Linked DNA regions of Homo sapiens: all the other regions are linked to region 3. A link is a contact called in ENCODE Hi-C or POLR2A ChIA-PET data. All regions are on one chromosome and are shown on one strand. The core of a region is the stretch at or near the end of the contact, and the rest is flanking DNA. Distances in the headings are between cores, read along the strand shown. Region 1 holds the start of HRH4 (histamine receptor H4). Region 2 has its middle 32 kb from the start of HRH4. Region 3 holds the start of TTC39C (tetratricopeptide repeat domain 39C).

Region 1 (2,901 bases), core at 265-2,764, 450 kb before region 3:
TGCCTTTGCTCATTCTTGGAGCAAAGAATCCTTCGCCCTATCTCTGACTATGGAAATTCTATCCATCTTTCAAAGTTCATGTTAAATGCCTCTATTCGCTAACTAAACGTGCTTTATCCCTCCTCCAAGTGACCATAGCACTTCTTAGGTCTTCGTGGGGTCTCGTGTTACTCTATACTGCTATAGTCATTTCTGAACATCTCTTGTCCACTCTTCTACATCAAAAACTTACTGGAAGAGACTAACCTAATCTTCTATAGATCCCTTGATTACCTAATAGTGCTTGCATACCTAGCAGTATTATACAGGCTAGATACTATACTAACATTTGTGACCTAGATTGGGGTTGACCCATATCTGCAGAGAAATTAAAAAAAAAAAAAAAAGAGAACTAACATTTGTTGAGTAACAACTGTATTCCAGGGAATGAACTAAGTATTTTGTGTGTTTATTTCACTTTAACATAAATGTAAGCTTTATGTAGTTATAGACAAAAATAATCTGAATATGCCAGATTAAATTATACTAGAAACTCCTGTAAAATAGTATCATCAGCTGACATTTCTGTACATCTACTTATTATGATAAGCATTGTTTAAAAATAAGAAGCATCAGGCAGTGAAAAATTATAAAGTGCGTGTTTTCAGAGAAAGTTGGTTTGATTTCTATGGTCTCTTAACGATGATATAATGCTATGATATCATATTATATGCAAGGCAGTTTACAGTTGGGTATATTTTACAAAATTCTATGCCATATCATTAAATTAATACTATTAATCATATTATTTAATTGATCTGAATACGCTATTTTCTGATTGCACTGGTTACTAGCATATACATAATTTCTTATTACTCCAACATTGTGATACCAACAAAACCATATTTACTTAAAGAGGAATACTTATAAGCCTAAACATATGAGGAAAATAGCACCAGAAACAAGTAACTCTTACATTAAAATTTTGGAGCTATACTGGACTTATCTTTATTCTATAAAAAGAAAATAAACTGTTTTCAGCTGAAAATTCCCCTACCACACTGATTTACATATGTATAACATTCCCTTACAGTGCCATATAGCCCCCTCCAAAATTTAATACTTAAACTTTTTGTGTTTATTTTTCCCCAGTTGTATACAGTCCCCTGAAATAACAAAAGCTTATTTTAAGGATTTAGAAATAAATTAAAATCGGAAAAGACTGTCTTAAATAAAGACATATAACTTACCCACAAAGAAGTCAGAGATGGCCAAGTTAAGAAAAAAATAACTACTTCGATGTCTAAGGTTTTTGTCCACCACAAAAGCTAAAATGACCAAAGCATTTCCTAGCATTATAGCAAAAGCTACTAAGGACATAAAAAATGCTAAAGTAACACGAGTGCTTAGTGATAAATTGATTGTGCTATTAGTATCTGGCATCACATCAAATGATGAAGAAGGTCAAATTAGCAAATTAATCCAGCCAGACAATTCTGACAAGTATGTTTTCTAATCACATACCTAAAATGTGTAGTCTTCCACTCAAAACAACACTGTTTTAATCTAATGCTGATCTCATAGTACTTCCTGATTCTTGATAAAGTAAGCTTGTGGTAACAGTTTCCCTTTAACTGACACTGAGAAAGTATTTCCAAAAAACAGTGAAATGTTTTACCTTAAACATTTTACTGTGATGCATCCATCTCCATTATTAGAATAAAATCATGTAATATCTATAAAATATAATCATTATACAGGAAATAAATTGGGCTCACACAAGGTTCATTGTTGTTGTTGTTGTTGTTGTTGTTGTTGTTGTTGTTGTTGTTTGGAGATGGAGTCTTACTCTGTTGCCCAGGCTGGAGGCCACTGATGTGAGCTCGGCTCATTGCAACCTCTGTCTCCCAGGTTCAGGCGATTCTCCTGCCTCAGCCTTCCAAGTAGCTGGGATTCCAGGCACTCATCACCATGCCCAGCTAATTTTTGTTATTTCTTGTAGAGATGGGGTTTCACCATGTTGACCAGGTTGGTCTTGAGCTCATGACCTAAAGTGATCCACCCACCTCGGCCTCCCAAAATGCTGGGATTATAGGCATGAGCCACCACACCAGGCCATTTTTAAAACTCGTGTAGATTCAGTTCAATATTCTCATCTGGCCATGATGGAGTAACAGGGGCTGAATTTCACAATCCCATCTGAAACAGCCAAAAAACTAGACAATGGTTTTCAAGGCACTTGTCATTAACAAGGAAGGACGGTGATCCCTGAGAGAACGGATGAGGTCTGCAGTTGCCCCACCTTACTATCTTGAGAGTTCCCAGGGCATGGGCAGAGAGGGGAAATCCAGGCAGAGCCCAGGAGACTCCCTGGGATGAGGAAATGGAGTTGAGAGTACAGGAGTACCAGAGAGGATTCTGAACTGCAGAGCCACACTGAGCAGAACTCCAGAGATCTGCAGAGGACCCCCTTCAAGTATTCACCAGAGTACTGATTAGCACTTGTGGAGGAACTGTTTTTAGGCAAGAAAAAGAACCACTCGAAAATATTAGAGGCAATAGTACCCAATGCTCACAGAGGGCTGGTTATAGTGCCTGCTCCCATTAGCCAAATGGAAAAAGTTCCTAATTCATGGGACGTTGGGCAGTACATTCAGAAGGGTCTTGCCTCAGTAGTCAGGAATAATTAGCCCTATACTAAATATTTCTTGGGTTCTTCCTAGCAAATCTTAAAAGCAAAACCTGAAAGGATCAAACTGTTTCCAAGCAGCTTAATTGCAACCCTGAACACAGCTCAAGAATATTTATATAACATAAAAATATCCAGTACCCAACAATGTAAAACTACAATGTCTTAAATCCAATTAAAAATTATCTGACATGCCAAGAAGCAGGCAAATGTGATCTATAATAAGGGGAAAA
Region 2 (2,909 bases), core at 243-2,742, 480 kb before region 3:
TTCATCTATGCTATTGCAAGATGCAGTATCTCTTTCCTTTTGTTACTGTGTAGCATTTCTTTGTATATACATATGCCACAATTCAGTTATCTATTTTATTGTTGATGGATATCTGTGACATTTCCAACTTGGGGACATTGTGAATAAAGCTGTTGTAAGCATTCTTGCACGGGTCTTTGATGGCATATGCAACTCTGTGGTGTAGACTTAGGAGACGAATTACTGGTTCATAGAATCAGTATCTATTGAAGGGTTTTAAATACTGCCAACAATTTTCCTAAGTGGTTCAACCAATTTGCACTTTCAGCCAAAGGATCTGGGAGGTTCAGTTGTTTCATACCCTTGCCCCTTCTAGGGGATGGGGAAGAGGTCATATTGACAGAGAAACAGCTTGGGGCAACCTTCAGGGGCAATAAAAATATTCCATATATCAACCTGGTTGGTGGTCATATAGGGGTCACAATTTTTACATAAGTATGTAAAAATTGATCAAGGTACAGGTTTAAGGTTATACACTTGTATGTAGGTTCTGCCTCAATGAGAGATGAGAGAGCAAGAGATTAAAAAGACAACAACCAAATGTAACGGGTGAAACTTGATTGGCTCCTGGTTCAAAACAAAAAACACTTATCAGAGACAGTTTTGAATCACTTGGAGAAGTTTTAATATGGCCTGGATATTAGATGTTATTAGGGAATTCTTTTTCATTATCTTAGGTGTGATCATTGTATTGGGGTTATTTAGGAGAATGTTAGTATTAGGAAATGCATGCTCGGGTATTTAATTAGGGATAAATTGTCATGCTGCCTGTAACTTACTTTCTAATGTTTCAGCAAATGTGTCTGTGTGTGGGCGGGGGGGGGGGGTCTGTGTGTGTGTACACATAAAGATAAAAACAAAACAACAAAACAAATATGGAAAAAAATGTTAACCATTGTTGAATCTAGGTGGTGGATATGAACTTGTTATATTATTTTTTCAACTTTTCTGAATATTTAAAACTTTCCAAAACAAAAATAAAATGTGTTTGGGGGAAGATATAGAGAGTTGAAGTGACCAGCTTAAAATAACAAGGTAACAAGGAGAAGACCCTAAAAGAAAATTCTAGCAATCTTGACCCTCTCTGTGCCATCCTGTACATTGTCGCTTCCCGGTGTTCAAGACTGATTGTTAAATTTGAATATGTTTTTTAAATTTTATTTCCTTCTTCAAAGTGCTTCCAAGAGTCTAACAGGAAAGCACAAAGACACCCCTAGATTTCTCTTATAAATAAACTTGCATTCTGCCTGCAAATCAAACCTCCCCCTGCCCCCATCTCTCGCCTGTTACACAGCTACTTTCAAAATCACTCCACAATCATTTGACCCATGTCCATATTCCCTTTTTCTAATGCAAAAGCTAAATTGAAAGCTAAGCGGCCCTGGCAGCCCACAAAACCCCATGATTTCTGCCCTGAGCGGGAGGGGACCCGGTGAAACGCCGCGCCGCTGTTTCAGGTTCACTGCCCAGCTGCCACGCTCAGCCGAGCTTCTCAGGTGGCTGGGCCACTTTGAAGGTTTACTTTCAATTAAAAAAAAAAATAAGAAAGAAGCCAAATCAGCAGCTGTCAGGGATGCAGGGGAGATTTATTCCGGGTGGTCAAAGGGGAGCGTGGTCCCCAGTAAAGGCCTAAAGTTAGGCAGGAAGGAAATTCAAGCTGGAGAGAGAAATTCCTCCTGGCAAGGTCAGCCGATGCTGGGCTAGTCCTTCTGGGTAAGGCTGCCCGATTCCTATTGCTGGACCTGCTCAAAAGGGAGCCGAGGAGTCGGCTTGCAGACACTTGGAGAGTGGGTTTGGGGAGGGAGACTGTCCAGGGGGAGCTTTGAAAGCAGAGCTTATTAATCAGATGAAACCAGGCCTGAGGGATCCAAACATGACTGATTTTCAAATTGCTTCCTGATTCAAAAGCTGGTGTTGCCCACCTCAAAATGTGATGAGGTGAAGAGGCCAGGTCCCTGGGCAGTTCTGCATGCATCGAGCTTCCATTGAAGTCGGCCTGTGTGAAGAAGCAGAGCAGCTGTGCAGAGCGGAGCTGGAGTGGGGGGCTGTGGTTTTATCACCTTTCATTTCCTGTCTCAGTTCTGATATGGCTTTAGACGTTTCACATGCAAGTGTGAAAACTAGCATGTGCTTTGCAGAAGGAATCAGCCAAGCGCCCCGCTAACCCTGATCAATGCCCTGGTAACTTCTAGAACCAATCAGTCAAGCTACATGCATGGGTTTTAAACTATTCTCATCCCCTCTCCCCTGTTTACAGCCATGTTATTTATCCACGCAATCCCGGAAGTAATTGGAATATAGAAGCTCGAGTGGGTTCTATGCCCTCTCCATTTCCTCTGGACGTACTAATTATCCATGTTATACCCGCTTGCTTCTTACCATGGGTAATAAGGGTTATCACTGACGCTGTTAGTTAAGCTAATAGACATTGCCCAGATATCCCAGACCTCATTAGGTATTTAAGATACCTATATGTTTTTTATATTTTTATATATATTTCAAATACCTATATTTATTTTATATTTGTATGCATTTTAAATACCTAATGAGGTATTTAAAATACATAAATGTATGTAAATATATGTATTTAAATAAATACATATATGTATATATAAAATACATATATGTATATATAAAATACATATATGTATTTAAATAAATAAATATATGTATATATAAAATACATATATGTATTAATATATGTATATATAAATACATATATGTATTAATATATGTATATATAAATACATATATGTAATTTAATATACGTATATATAAATACATATATGTTTTTATATGTATATAAATACATATATGTATTTTAATATACGTATATATAAAAACATATATGTACTTAAATATACATGTAT
Region 3 (2,737 bases), core at 33-2,532:
CATTGGTCCTCTCATTCCAACCAAACTACAGGGTCTCCATAGCGTGAAGCATGTGGTCCTTAAACGTGTTGGGGAAAGCTGCTAATCAACGTCCTTAAGGCTCGTCAACAATCAGACGGCAAATCACAAACTTGCTTCCTCAACCCGAGAACAAACACTCCAGGTCCCCAAAGAAATGAAGGTTCCTTCCACTCCCACAGGAAAACTACCAGGTTTCAGTTCTTTCGCTTTATTTTTTAAAAGACAAATAAAAAATTAACTGAACACACGTGTTTTCCTACCATTCTCATACTTTTTAAAAATCCCTCCATTTTCTTCCTTCCTTTATTTACGTTGGAAAAATTCTTAATAAATAACGCCTGCTTGAAAGACATCAGGAACTCATTTTGAGGACTGAGTTTGCAGAAGACAAGGCAGAGAGATGAGTGGGCAGAGTTGAGCTGAAATTTTTAAATTCCTGCACGGCAAAGCAATTGTGCGTATCTGTTTTCAAACAATAAAAGCGTCTGGAATTGCACAATGTTGCAGAGCCATGCGAGGCGCGAGGAGCAGGCAGCCGGAGGGCTCCGTGTCACAAAGGCTGCCGGGGCAGCACGCGAGCCAGAGTCACGACAAGCCCGGGTCCCAGGCTCGCTGCTGCCTCAAATCTCATCCGGTCCCAAAGCCAGCTGCCCTGCAGAGAGGAGCCTACCGGCACCGGGCACGTCTGTGGGAGGGCGAGGCTGGGAGAAAGTGAGAGGGGGACTGCGGGCGCGCGGGGCGGGCGCGCGGCGGGTCCCGGGAGGGAAAGGACAACGGAGCCGGGGGTAGGGGGTGGACGAGGAGATGTGGCAGAGGCGCATTCCCTCTGGCTGATCTTGCCAGGGAGGAGACCTGAGGACCGGAATCGGTGACCGACAGGAGGGGGAGGGGGCTCCCGGGGGCCGCAGGTCGAGGCGCGTGAGCCGGACACGAGGTGCGCGCTGCAGGGTTGGGGAATCGGGGACGCGTGGGTCACCTGTATTGTTTGAAAAGCTGGTCCGACTCCCTGAAGCCGTTGTTGAGCAGCATGTTGATGCCGGCCAGGGCCAGCTCCGCGTCCTGCAGGGGCGCCGCCGCCGCCGCTGCCGCGTCCGAGTCTCCGTCGTCCCGCCGCCGCGGCCGCTGCTGCTCCGAGCCGGCCATGGGCGTGCGAGGCCCTGCGCTGGGCCGAGGCGAGATCGGGAGCAGCTGCTGCGGCCCCGCGCGCGCCCGGAGCCCGGCTCTACCTGCCCGGAGCCAAGCGGAGCCGGGAGGGGAGGGGAGGGGAGGGGAGAAGACGGGAGGGAAGAGGAGGGAAGGACCGCGGAGGGAGGAGCCGCGGCCCGGCTGCGGCGCGGCGTGGGAGGTGGGCGTCCGGCCGCCGCCGCGGGGATTACTCAGCAGCACCCGCCCGCTCCTCTCGCGCCCTCCGAAGCACCCAACTCGCGCGGGCCCCGAAGCGGAATCCGTTTCCGGGTGTCTCTCACCCCGCCAAGCCGGTCCCCGAGCGGCGGCCGCCTCCACTTCCTGCAGCCCCCGCGCCCCGGCCCCTCCCGGGTCCCCAAGCCGCGCCTTCGCCCACCGCCCAGGACTGCTCGGACACACGCACGCGAGACCCGGAGACCCGAGCGCCCCACCCTCCCCCGAAGGGGCCGGACCCAGGAGTCGGGAGGAGGGCAAGGCGCGGAGGGAGAACGAGCGTGCGGATGTGGAAGGAAAGGGAAAGGGAAGGGGAACTCCGCCCGGGCCGCTATGCTAGCGCGCGGCGCTTTGTCCACGAGTAACTGAAACTCCACGAGTAACTGAAACCCCACGCAGCCCGCGCCCGCGACCCCAGACTTCATCCCGACCCTGGGGCCGCCCCCTAGGACCAGGGCAGCCAATTCCCGAGGAGGTGGGCGGCGGGGGCGGGGTCTCTGGCACCTGCCCCGCAGCTCCCCGGAGCCCCGCGCTGCGGGACTGCAAGGCAGAGCCCCTCGGATCCCGGTACCACCCACTCCAGCCCGCCACCAACATTTGCGCAGTGGGGCAGGAGGAGAAATGGAGGCCTATATGCCATGTGCCCAAATATTTAAAAGTTATAAATTCAGCTGCCAAAGTGTGTTCTATTCTCACACTGCCAATTATTCTTGCAAAGCTTTGGCGTTCATATGACCAAATGTCAGCAAAACATCAAAAGTGACTGAATTTAACCATTATCACAGAAGTCTCACTGTTCTGATGATGGGCTGGTGATATCTGGATGCCTAATATTCTAGAGACAAGCAATTCATAAATCATCTTTATGTTTTTTCCACAAATTTATTTTTCTCTAATTTAGCAAAATCCCTTAATGTAGTGTTGCAATCAAGATTATGCTCTAATGCCAAATTGGACAACCTTCCTTGAGTCGCTGTCGTTTTTAGAGTGTAGTTTATTAATTTCAACTTGAAGAAACTTTGCTGAAACATTTATAACAGAATTTTTTTTAAATGAAAGCAATCCTCAGGTTTAGAAATAACTCCTGAATTTTAAACATTATGTCATCCATTATCATGGGACCAATATAATAAGTTATTACAGAAAAATGCAAAATAATTTTGTCATGTAAGTTGCTTTTACTTATTTTGTAAATTGTACCATCCCTTATAAGAATATCTAAATCCATACAGGATTTTCAACTTTTATAAATAGAAATTTTAGAGTAATAAGAATTACTGCCACTCCTTAAGTGTCATGTGTAACTGTTGCAAAGCCA

The links. A loop is a pair of places that touch in the nucleus more often than their neighbours do. ChIA-PET counts read pairs that join two places held with the same protein, here RNA polymerase II (POLR2A). Pooled maps may share reads with other maps.
Region 1: a pooled map shows a loop between it and region 3 (2.6-fold over the local background). The contact joins the promoter of HRH4 here to the promoter of TTC39C in region 3. A Hi-C loop is called at or near these places in 1 of 50 pooled maps. POLR2A ChIA-PET finds 5 or more read pairs at or near these places in 2 of 52 experiments (activated CD4-positive, alpha-beta T cell and activated CD8-positive, alpha-beta T cell).
Region 2: a loop to region 3 is called in a map of OCI-LY7, with 7 times the contacts of the local background. The contact joins the enhancer-like site here to the promoter of TTC39C in region 3. A Hi-C loop is called at or near these places in 1 of 168 maps with a recorded cell type or tissue (OCI-LY7), 7 of 37 single-sample maps with no recorded cell type and 6 of 50 pooled maps.

Annotation. Positions count from the first base shown.
Region 1 is chr18:24,459,250-24,462,150 of GRCh38, reverse strand. It overlaps HRH4 (histamine receptor H4), which reads right to left and starts at 1,514. Exons shown (of 3, transcript NM_021624.4): 1 at 1,230-1,514. The coding sequence starts at 1,422.
Region 2 is chr18:24,491,279-24,494,187 of GRCh38, reverse strand. No RefSeq gene overlaps it. Among named protein-coding and RNA genes, the nearest start is that of HRH4, 32 kb to the right of the region's middle. RefSeq lists an enhancer at 1,798-1,967 and a silencer at 2,148-2,207. Within about 2 kb of position 1,492, at least 2 of the 41 ENCODE cell types and tissues checked have a DNase peak (open chromatin) inside an H3K27ac peak, as active enhancers do; they include OCI-LY7, where a contact is called at or near this core.
Region 3 is chr18:24,013,299-24,016,035 of GRCh38, reverse strand. TTC39C (tetratricopeptide repeat domain 39C) reads right to left here and starts at 1,282. Exons shown (of 14, transcript NM_001135993.2): 1 at 998-1,282. The coding sequence starts at 1,164. It overlaps TTC39C-AS1 (TTC39C antisense RNA 1), which reads left to right and starts at 576. Exons shown (of 6, transcript NR_110796.1): 1 at 576-732. RefSeq lists silencers at 866-1,045, 1,126-2,045.